Linked DNA regions of Homo sapiens: region 2 is linked to region 1. A link is a contact called in ENCODE Hi-C or POLR2A ChIA-PET data. All regions are on one chromosome and are shown on one strand. Each heading gives the region's core, a stretch centred on a gene start or an enhancer-like site at or near the end of the contact. The rest is flanking DNA. Distances are from core to core; before and after follow the strand shown.

Region 1 (4,964 bases), core at 2,041-4,540:
TCCTAAATTGCTTTTACGCATTCACTCTCCAAATATCTATTAAAGCTCCAAGAATCAGTCCCTGCCCTTAAGGGGTTTCCATCAAGCTGTGTGAGTAAACCTATAAATCCAGTGTCAGAAAAATACTAGTTAGCAGAAATAGTCCTGGACAAAGATAGAGTCCTGGCTAAGACTTCATCTGCCATAACTAACTGTGTGACCTTTGGCCTCTCACCTTCCTGAGCTGTCAAAATGGCAGGGCTTGAGCCAGATAGATATGTCTCAAATATCTAATCTCATTATACTCCTGAGAACAGGTTCTCCAAAATCCGGGAACCCTAGACCCCAGTTGGAGAGACCTTCCACTAAACATCACTCTCAAGTCCTTTCAGCTCACAAGTGCTGATTCCAGGCATGTTGACTTTTGTCTTTAAAGTGTCCTAAGACCAGCAAGTCCCACTCTACTAAGAGCTTCAAAACTTCCAAAGTGAGCACTGATTCTAGATTAAAAAGGTTTTCTTACCAAGCTAGCATTCTCTCTGTTTGTCATTGAACTAATGTCATGAATTTAGGTTGGTATTGAGATAATCAAGATATACATTATCCTATATTGCTCCATTTCCTTTTATTGTCTGTGGGTAAGAGTGCAGCCTCAGAGGTGAGATAGCCCTCCATGATACTAGGTAAGTTACTAAAACTCTGTAATTCTGTTTCCTTGTCAGTAAAATGGGAATAATAACAGTTCCTACTACATAGAATTGTTATGCAGATTAAATAAGAATTTAATTAATCTTGAATTAATTAACATGGGTTGAATATTTATTAGATAGTAAATGTTCAGTAAGTTCTAGCTTTAATTATGGTGATTACTTCTGCTAGGTTATAAGCTTCTTGAAATCATGAACCACGCATATCTCAAACTTTATTAAGCAATTAGTACTTACCACAAGTTTATTATTATTCATTTATATAATAGTTATGTTTAGTAATAAGAATGACAAAAAAGAAACATACTGAAAGTAAGATTATTGCGTTTGATTCTGGTTTCTTTATGTTACACTTCTTTATTTCCTTCAAGTTGATTAGTTGTACTTAATGCAGTTTTCTTTCTTTCTCCTAATCTGACATTAAATTTTTTCTTGAAAAATAAAGATAAATAAATAACAGGCTGGGCACAGTGGCTCATGCTTGTAATTCCAGCACTTTGGGAGGCTGAGGTGGGCGGATCGCCTGAGGTCAGAAGTTCAAGACCAGCTTGGCCAGAATGGCAAAACCCCATCTCCACTAAAAAAAAACAAAAAAATTAGCTGGGCATGGTGACGGGCACCTGTAATACCCACCTACTAGGGAGGCTGAGGCAGGATAATCGCTTGAACTCGGGAGGCCGAGGTTGCAGTGGGCCAAGATTGCACCATTGCACTCCAGCCTGGGTGACAGAGCAAGACTCTGTCTCATAAATAAATAAATAATAAAAAGGTTTTTCTGAAGATTCATGTGAAGATTAGGATCACAGCCTATTTTATTTTTTATTTTTGAGATGGGGTCTCCCTCTGTTGTGTAGGCTGGAGTGCAGTGGCACCGTGATGGCTCACTGCAGCCTTGACCTCCCGGGCTCAAGGGATCCTCCCACTTCAGCTTCCCCAGTAGCTAGGACTACTACATACTTGTGCCACGACACCCAACTAATTTTTTTTTTTTTTGGTAGGGACAGGATCTCTCCATGTTGCTCAGCTGGTCTCAAACTCCTGGGCTCAAGCAATCCTCCCACTTCAGCCTCCTGAATTGCTGGGATTACAAATCCCACTGTGCCCAGCCCAAGGAGCACAGCCTTGAGATTTAGACTTAGTTCCAATCCCAGCACCATCTCTTATGAACTAGGCGACACTGAGCAAGTTACTGAATCTTTGTTAGCCTCAGTTTCCTCTTACATCAAATAGGTATAATAATGGGATCCAGCTTGCATTCAATGCATGGACAGAAATGGTAGTTTCCCTAAACAGTGAAGGAGGGTCATGAAAAAAGGACTATAGATGTAGGATGGGAGACTGAAATTTGAGGTCCGACAAAGCAAGGGTGACTTTGAGAACACCCTCTCAGGAACTGTAGTTCCTGTTTCCTCCAGGGGTTGGGGGCTGGGAGTGGTGGTGGGGTAGGAGGCTGTGGAAGTGGGCAAAGCTCTAGCTTCCCCAGGCTGACCCCTGCTCTGATTATGTTACATTTCTCTCTTGGGTCCAGCCCTGTGCACAGCTCCAATGGGCTTCATTGCCCTGAGCTGGCATGTTGCAAGATTGAATCACAAATCAATACTGCTCTTGTTATGAATTCCAATCTGCATTCAAAAAGTTGCAGGCCCTCCCAGGTCCCAAACCAAAGCCCTCCCAGGTCCTACCCCCAACCCCTGGCTCTCGCAGCTCGCTTAATACCACAAAAAGCTGCTGCTTTTGCGTAAATATGAGGAAATTAAGTTCCTGAAAGATCTACCAAGAGGCAGCTAATGGAATAATGGCTTGGGTAAGCTTAGGTTAAAAAGAAGGAGCATTCAAGAATTAAACAGCCATCGTCATCAGTGAAGGAAAGTCACCTAGAAGTAGACCAAAAAAGGTTTTATTTCCCAAGAGTTTTATAATCTGACTTGGTGTCCTGGACTAGGAAACTGAGCTGAAAGCCCAGGGGTGTGCAGAAGCATTATGACCAAGTCACCAGCTCTAAGCTCTGAGAGCCCCAAAACCCGAATTAGGGCTGACTATCCCAACCGCCCTCACCCACCCACACATCTACCCTCACAATTCCATGTTGCATCTAACTCACCCTGCAAAGCAACGGGTGTGTTGGGACCCAGCCAGTTGGGAGCCTTTGTAAAGACAAGATCCTTTTGCTTTGTGTTTGTTTTAATTTTCCCAAGCAGCTCAGATCTAACATGAAAAGTGCAATAAACTGGGAGTATCAGTGTCCACTGAAAATATCACTTCACAAGTGAAAATATATCCAAACAGCCAGTTGTAGTTTGAGAGGCTCTCCCTCCTCAAAAATGCAGCTGTCACCAAAAATACATTTGAAATCTCTCTCTTCCTCACTCTCTCTCTCTCCTTTCCCTTCCTTCCTTCTTCTTCCAGCTCTCCCTCTGTCTTGCAATTTAACTTTAATTGCCCTGTCAGCTCTAAAGGCTGCTAATTGACGCCTTTTATTCTGGGTTAAAACTCCTCAGGAAGAAAAGAGCTCGCCGGGCCCCCAGATTCGACCGATTTGGCACGCTTGTCTCCCTGCGAATTGAAGCTGGGTGCTGCTAGTGCTGGGGGCAGGCGTGGGGGAGTCGCGGAGGCGGGGAGGGGGGCTGGGCAGAGGTTGGAACGTCTATTTTTAGTGAGGGTTTTATAGAGTGGATCCCTGTGGCTTGGCTCCACACTGAAATATTGTCCTCGTCTCAATGACATAAACACAGGGCAACTTGGAGATCTTGGCGCCAGCTCTGGCCGGAGCCTGTGAATGGGCAGAATGGTGGGATGGGAGCAAGAACCCTACTGTAATTACAAATAAATCCGCCACCCACCCCCACCCCCTGGCTCTCCCAGCTCGCTTAATACCACAAAAAGCCGCTGCTTTTGCGTAAATACGAGGAACTTAAGTTACTGAAAGATCTACCAAGAGGCAGCTAATAGAATAATGACTTGGGTAAGCTTAGGTTAAAAAGAAGGGACATTCAGGAATTAATTAAACAGCCATCGTCATCAGTGAAAACCACAGACGGAGGCAAAGCATGGACTCCGTCTTGAGCTCCTGGAGTAAATCCAGTGTGTTGCTTCCCTCTGAAATTATCAAGCATTCAGGCTGGCCCTGGTATGGGAGAAATTGGAACTGATAAATTGGAACCAATTAGCAACAAGGTCTCAATATGATTCTTTGGAATGTCCCCGGCCAGGCTGGATGAAGCTGTCACCCAGGGCAGCCTCAGACATGGAGCCACACTTTCCAAAGCATATTTAAATATAGCCTCGCTTCCCTCGAAATGTAATCCCAACCCTCATTTCATCCTTGGAAGCTTGGGGGGTGGAGTGCAGGGTGAGGTGGGATTTTCATAACCCCCATCCCCCACTCCCACAACCCTGTAAATAAATAAAAGATTACACCAAATTCCATTTGAAGTTGTCAGTCCCGGAATGGAACTTTTATCCCATTATGAATTTCATGGGTGAGACCGGTCAGACTTTGAATGTGGCTAACACCTCCATTGAAAGGCCCTAATTGCAGTTGTAGGCACTGACTGTTTGCAGACACCGCACTGTACACACCTTCACATTCCTCTGAAGAAAGAGCATCCTATGAGAGCCGGCCAGGGCCTCCCCTCAAGTCAGTAGGACTGTCAAGGTTTCACTTAAACTTTAAACCAAAGTTGCCCTATTGAAGGGCCAGGTGCTAATTTGGGATTCTGAGGTTCGGCAGCTTTGCCTTGGCTGACAGGGCTGTTACTATACCCAGGGGGCTGGCTGGAGTCGTGCTTCAGCCTCAGAGGCTACCAGGAAGGGAGTCTTTCAGTCCAAATGGACCCTTGAAGGACCGCTTTTATTTTCAGATGAACTTCCTCTGAGCCTGAAAGCATCCAGGGCTTGGCTGAGCGACAAAAGAATGGAGAAATGCGTTTTGCACACAGCTACTGGCCTACCAGAGGCAAGAAAGCTGCCTGTTAAGAGTCCCAAGGGAAGGGAGCCTCTCCCTTCACTTCGGGACTCCTGGTGGGGAACAAGCCATGGAAAGGTGGCCTATGAGGGAGAACTCTTTACAAAGTTCTGCTCCTCCCTCAATGGACACCACTAAAAGTTTTAATTTTTGTGTTGTGGTAAAATATACATAAAGTAAAATTCACCATTTTAACCATTTGTAAGTGTACAGTTGAGTGGCATTAAGTACATTCTCATTGTTATGCAGTCATCACCAGCATCCATCACCAGAACTTTTTCATTATCCCAACTGATACGCTGTGACTGTGTCCC
Region 2 (4,499 bases), core at 876-3,375, 120 kb after region 1:
TAGAAACTCCATCATTCCTCTTTAGTTCAATGAGGGTTATCCAGGATTTGCTGGATACTACGTTCTCTGCCTCAATGCTCCCTTGCCAGATGGCCTTCCTTCAGCAGTATATTAGTCAAGTTGGGCTGCCAGAACAAAATACCATAGATTGGGTGGCCTAGACAACAGAAATTTATTTCCTGACAGTCTGGAGGCTGGAAAGCCAAGACGAAAGTCTGGCAAAGTTCGGATCCTGGTGAGGACTCTCCACCTGGCCTGCAGACAGCTGCCTTCTCTCTGGGTCCTCACATGGCAGGAGAGGGGAAGATTTCTTGCTCTTCCTCTTTTTATAAGGCCACAGTCCTATTAAATTAGGGTACCACCTCATTTAACCTTAATTATGTCCTAAAGATCTTATCTTAAGATATAGTCACATTGGGGGTTAGGGCTTTAACTTATGAATTTGGAGGGGACACAATTTAGTCCACAGCAAGCAGTTACTTTTTTTTTCTTTTTTCTTTTTTCTTTTTTTTTTTTTTTGAGACAGGGCCTCACTCTGTCACCCAGGCTACAGTGCAGTGGCATGATCGCGGCTCACTGTAGCCTTGACCTCCCCAGCTCAAGCAACCTTCCTGCCTCAGCCTTACAAGTAGCTGAGACTACAGGAGGGCACCACCATGCCCAGCTAATTTTTTTATTTTTTGTAGAAACAGAGTCTCCCTATGTTGCCCAGGCTGGTCTTGGACTCCTGAGCTCAAGCAATCCTCCTACCTCAGCCTCCCAAAGTGCCCAGGCCAGAGCACAGTAGTGTGATCTCGACTTACTGCTTGTGCCTCCTGGGCTCAATTGATCGTCCCACCTCAGCCTCCCAAAGTGCTGAGATTACAGGCAGGACCCACTGCACCTGGCCAATTTACTCTTTTTTTTTTTTTTTGAGACAGGGTCTCACTCTGTCACCCAGGCCAGAGTACAGTAGTGCAATCTCAACTTACTGCCTCTGCCTCCTGGGCTCAAGTGATCATCCCACCTCAGCCTTCTGAGTAGCGGAAAGTACAGGCACGTGCCACCATGCTTGTCTAATTTTTGTATTTTTTTAGAGATGGGGTTTTGTTATGTTGCCTAGACTAAGGTTATTCTTATATTCTTTAAAAGAATGAAATTTTCCATGAATGTCTACTCTCAGGTATCTCGATGACCACAGACTTTAGATCTTAGAAGCATCTTAGAGGAAATCAAGCCTAAATTCTTCTTTATTTTACAAATTAATACATGTGATTCCGAGACATTAGGGGATTTGCCTGGAGCCATACAGCTGGTTAATGGCAGAGCTGAAACTAGAACAAGGTCTTCTGATTCCAGTGGTGCAGTGGCACCATTGCAAGGTCTTGGAGGAACAATGATGGTGATGATGATTCAAGACCCTACTGTTTGACAGGCATAGTATGACTTATTTTATACACACCACCTTATTTATTCTTCACAATAGCCTGGTATAATGGGTACTATTATCCACCCATATAGATGAGGAAACAGGCTCAGAGAATGAGATACCTTACTCAAATTCACACAGCTAGTTGGTAAGGGGGGCCTGGATCCAAATTCTGTGCTCCTTTGATTTCACTATGCTCTATTTCCACCGAGGAAGTGGGTTCCCTGGTGGGGCCAGGGAGGTGGCTCTATGGCTATGAGCCAAGATTTTAGGCCAAGTCAAGGTCATGGACTCTTGGGATCAGCCCTGGGGCCAACAGGCTGCCAGAAGTGACAGAACGAAGAAAGGAAAGGAAGGAGAGAAACAGGAGACAAATCTTGATGGCTTCCCCATATTGCCATTGTCCTACTTGGGGAGTTCCACCTTCATCTGTTTTACCCTTTTTTTCCTTTACCTTCGAGCTCTACGTCTCTTTATCAGTAAACTAGCCTTGCAGACAAGTGCAAACTGTGCCAGCCCTTAGGCTGCAAAGGAAATGAAGTTGGCATTCTGTAGTCCTCACCTGGCATGAATCACACACAGCCCCAAGGGACCGGGACAAGGCTACATGTCAGACTGATGGACTATTGTCTGGAGCTTTGAGAGAGGAAAAAGGGAAGGCTGCTTGCAGGAGAAAGGTGAACAGGTTGGCCCCGGCCCAAGAATGACAGAGGCGCCTTGCTCCTGCCACCCGGCTCTGCTCCTCTGGCCCAGGAACAATAACAAGGCGCTGTCAGGAAGTGACACTAAAATGCCTTTCCCCTTATACCTCGTTCAGCCTCTGGCAAAAGGAGGTTCCCGGAGGGAATATTTTTAGTTTGACAAATGAAAGCCTGGGACCGAGGACAGGAGGGATAAAGGGAGCTCTTCTCTGACACTCCTGGAGACGGGGAGATGATGAGTCAGATACAGAGGGCTTAGGCACGACTTCTCAAGACATTCCTCAGGCATGAGCACAAGCCAGCCGCTCGAATTCCTCCTGCAAGGCCCGCCACCCGGCAATCAGGGCGGAGGGGCCGGGCCAGAGGAGCAGCTCTGCTCTGTCTTCCTCTTGGCACATTGTTGGACAGCAGCTTTGGAAGATCAAAGCAGCCGCCTGTGTTGCTTTCCGGAACTGGGACTCAGGAGGCCTGGGTTCAAGTCCAGGCTTCACCATTTGCCGGCTGTGACATTAAGTGTCCTCATTTCTCCCTTTATGCCTCAGTTTCCTCATCACCAAATTGAGAGTATTATAACACCTTGGAATTATTATTATGAGGTTGTACATTTGGAAAAAAAAACCTTGAGAATGCAGTGTTTAAAAGCATTGGTTTTCTGTATTGCTCCCAGTACCCCATATGCAGATGGACTCAAAATCTCACACTGGTGGCCACGTGCAGTGGCTCACGCCTGTAATCCCAGCACTTTGGGAGGCAAAGGTGGGTGGATCACCTGAGGTCAGGAGTTCGAGACCAGTGTGGCCAACATGGTGAAACCCTGTCTCCACCAAAAATACAAAAATTAGCCAGGCATGATAAATAGGTGCACGCCTGTAATCCCAGCTACTGGGGAGGCTGAGGCACGAGAATAGCTTAAACCTGGGAGGCAGTGGTTGCAGTGAGCCGAGATTGCACCACGGCACCCCAGGCTGGGCAACAGAGCGAGATTTGGTCAAAAAAAAAATCTCACACTGGTAACAATAATAACCAGTACCTATTGAGTGCTTCTTACTTACCAGGCTTGTGCCAACTTCTCTCACATCCAACCCTCTCAATAGTTCTGTGAGGTAGATCTAATCGTTTCCACCTTCTAGACAAGTATACTGAGGCTCAGAGAGGTGGCATGGGCTGCCTAAGGTCACAGAGCTAACAGATGGTAGGCTGACATTAGACTCCAGCTCCCCCAACTCTGAAGCCCACTTTTCTTTTTTTTTTTTTTAATTATTATTATACTTTAAGTTTTAGGGTACATGTGCACAACGTGCAGGTTTGTTACATATGTATACATGTGCCATGTTGGTGTGCTGCACCCATTAACTCGTCATTTAGCATTAGGTATATCTCCTAATGTTATCCCTCCCCCCTCCCACCACCCCACAACAGTCCCCGGTGTGTGATGTTCCCCTTCCTGTGTCCGTGTGTTCTCATTGCTCAGTTTCCACCTATGAGTAAGAACATGCGGTGTTTGGTTTTTTGTCCTTGCAATAGTTTGCTGAGAATGATGGTTTCCAGCTTCATCCATGTCCCTACAAAGGACATGAACTCATCATTTTTTATGGAAGCCCACTTTTCAAATCCCTGTGCTGGGAACCCTCAGCCTGGGCCTGTACCCAGCAGGAGAACAAGATCAAGGCAGTGCGCTGGGCCAGGCACGAACTGGGGAGCCAGAGGGAGGGGAAGGAGCAGAACAGATAAAGAAATCGGAGGCGGAGCCAGGGTTCAGATGCAGAGCAGCAAGTTGAAGGAGCAGGGAAAGCACCAGGGGCTGGAGCCTGGAACCCTGGCAGCTGTCCACACTTGGTACAAACATGCTTACGGCAATATGGTGGATTGCTGGGGCAGGGAAGGGGGGGTGCACTTAAAAGTCAGAATCCGCTCATCTGATTGGAAGAGAGAATGAGGCAACTAACCATCTGTAGATAGGCTTATTTCTCACTTTTTAAACAGCTGGTTTGGGTGGGTGCTCCTAGGGACTCAGCGCAAAGTCATTGGGTGAATTCTACCCAAAATATGTAAAGCCATGATGAGCAACCCACCCCACAGGCCACACGTGGCCCACCTAGTGTCATTGGGTCCATGATTTAATTTGGGGATGAATAGTAAGAGGCCATCAACGTGTACTGCCTCTCAAAAAATTCTGATAGTGATGATATTTCTTGTTGTTAAATTCAGTGTTACTTCACTCATTAGCATCCTTCTCTTACGTAAGTGATCTAACTCTCGAGAAATCACTTTTAATCCCCTCGTAGGACTTGATACAGTTATTTTGTTTTAAGCAGAAAACAAAAGATGGCTCTTAAAGTCAATTATTGTCTTCTTTAATTCACCCTCAGGAAGGAAGGAGAGGGTGAGAA

What was found. A loop is a pair of places that touch in the nucleus more often than their neighbours do. ChIA-PET counts read pairs that join two places held with the same protein, here RNA polymerase II (POLR2A).
Region 2: a map of gastrocnemius medialis shows a loop between it and region 1 (2.3-fold over the local background). The contact joins two enhancer-like sites. A Hi-C loop is called at or near these places in 9 of 168 maps with a recorded cell type or tissue (HepG2, astrocyte of the cerebellum, dorsolateral prefrontal cortex and 3 more). POLR2A ChIA-PET finds 5 or more read pairs at or near these places in 5 of 52 experiments (A549, K562, activated CD4-positive, alpha-beta T cell and 2 more).

Annotation. Positions count from the first base shown.
Region 1 is chr17:56,574,666-56,579,629 of GRCh38, forward strand. No RefSeq gene overlaps it. Among named protein-coding and RNA genes, the nearest start is that of NOG, 17 kb to the right of the region's middle. Within about 2 kb of position 3,291, at least 3 of the 41 ENCODE cell types and tissues checked have a DNase peak (open chromatin) inside an H3K27ac peak, as active enhancers do; they include gastrocnemius medialis, where a contact is called at or near this core.
Region 2 is chr17:56,697,291-56,701,789 of GRCh38, forward strand. No RefSeq gene overlaps it. Among named protein-coding and RNA genes, the nearest start is that of NOG, 110 kb to the left of the region's middle. RefSeq lists enhancers at 1,433-2,409, 1,434-2,633, 2,410-3,386. Within about 2 kb of position 2,126, at least 15 of the 41 ENCODE cell types and tissues checked have a DNase peak (open chromatin) inside an H3K27ac peak, as active enhancers do; they include gastrocnemius medialis, where a contact is called at or near this core.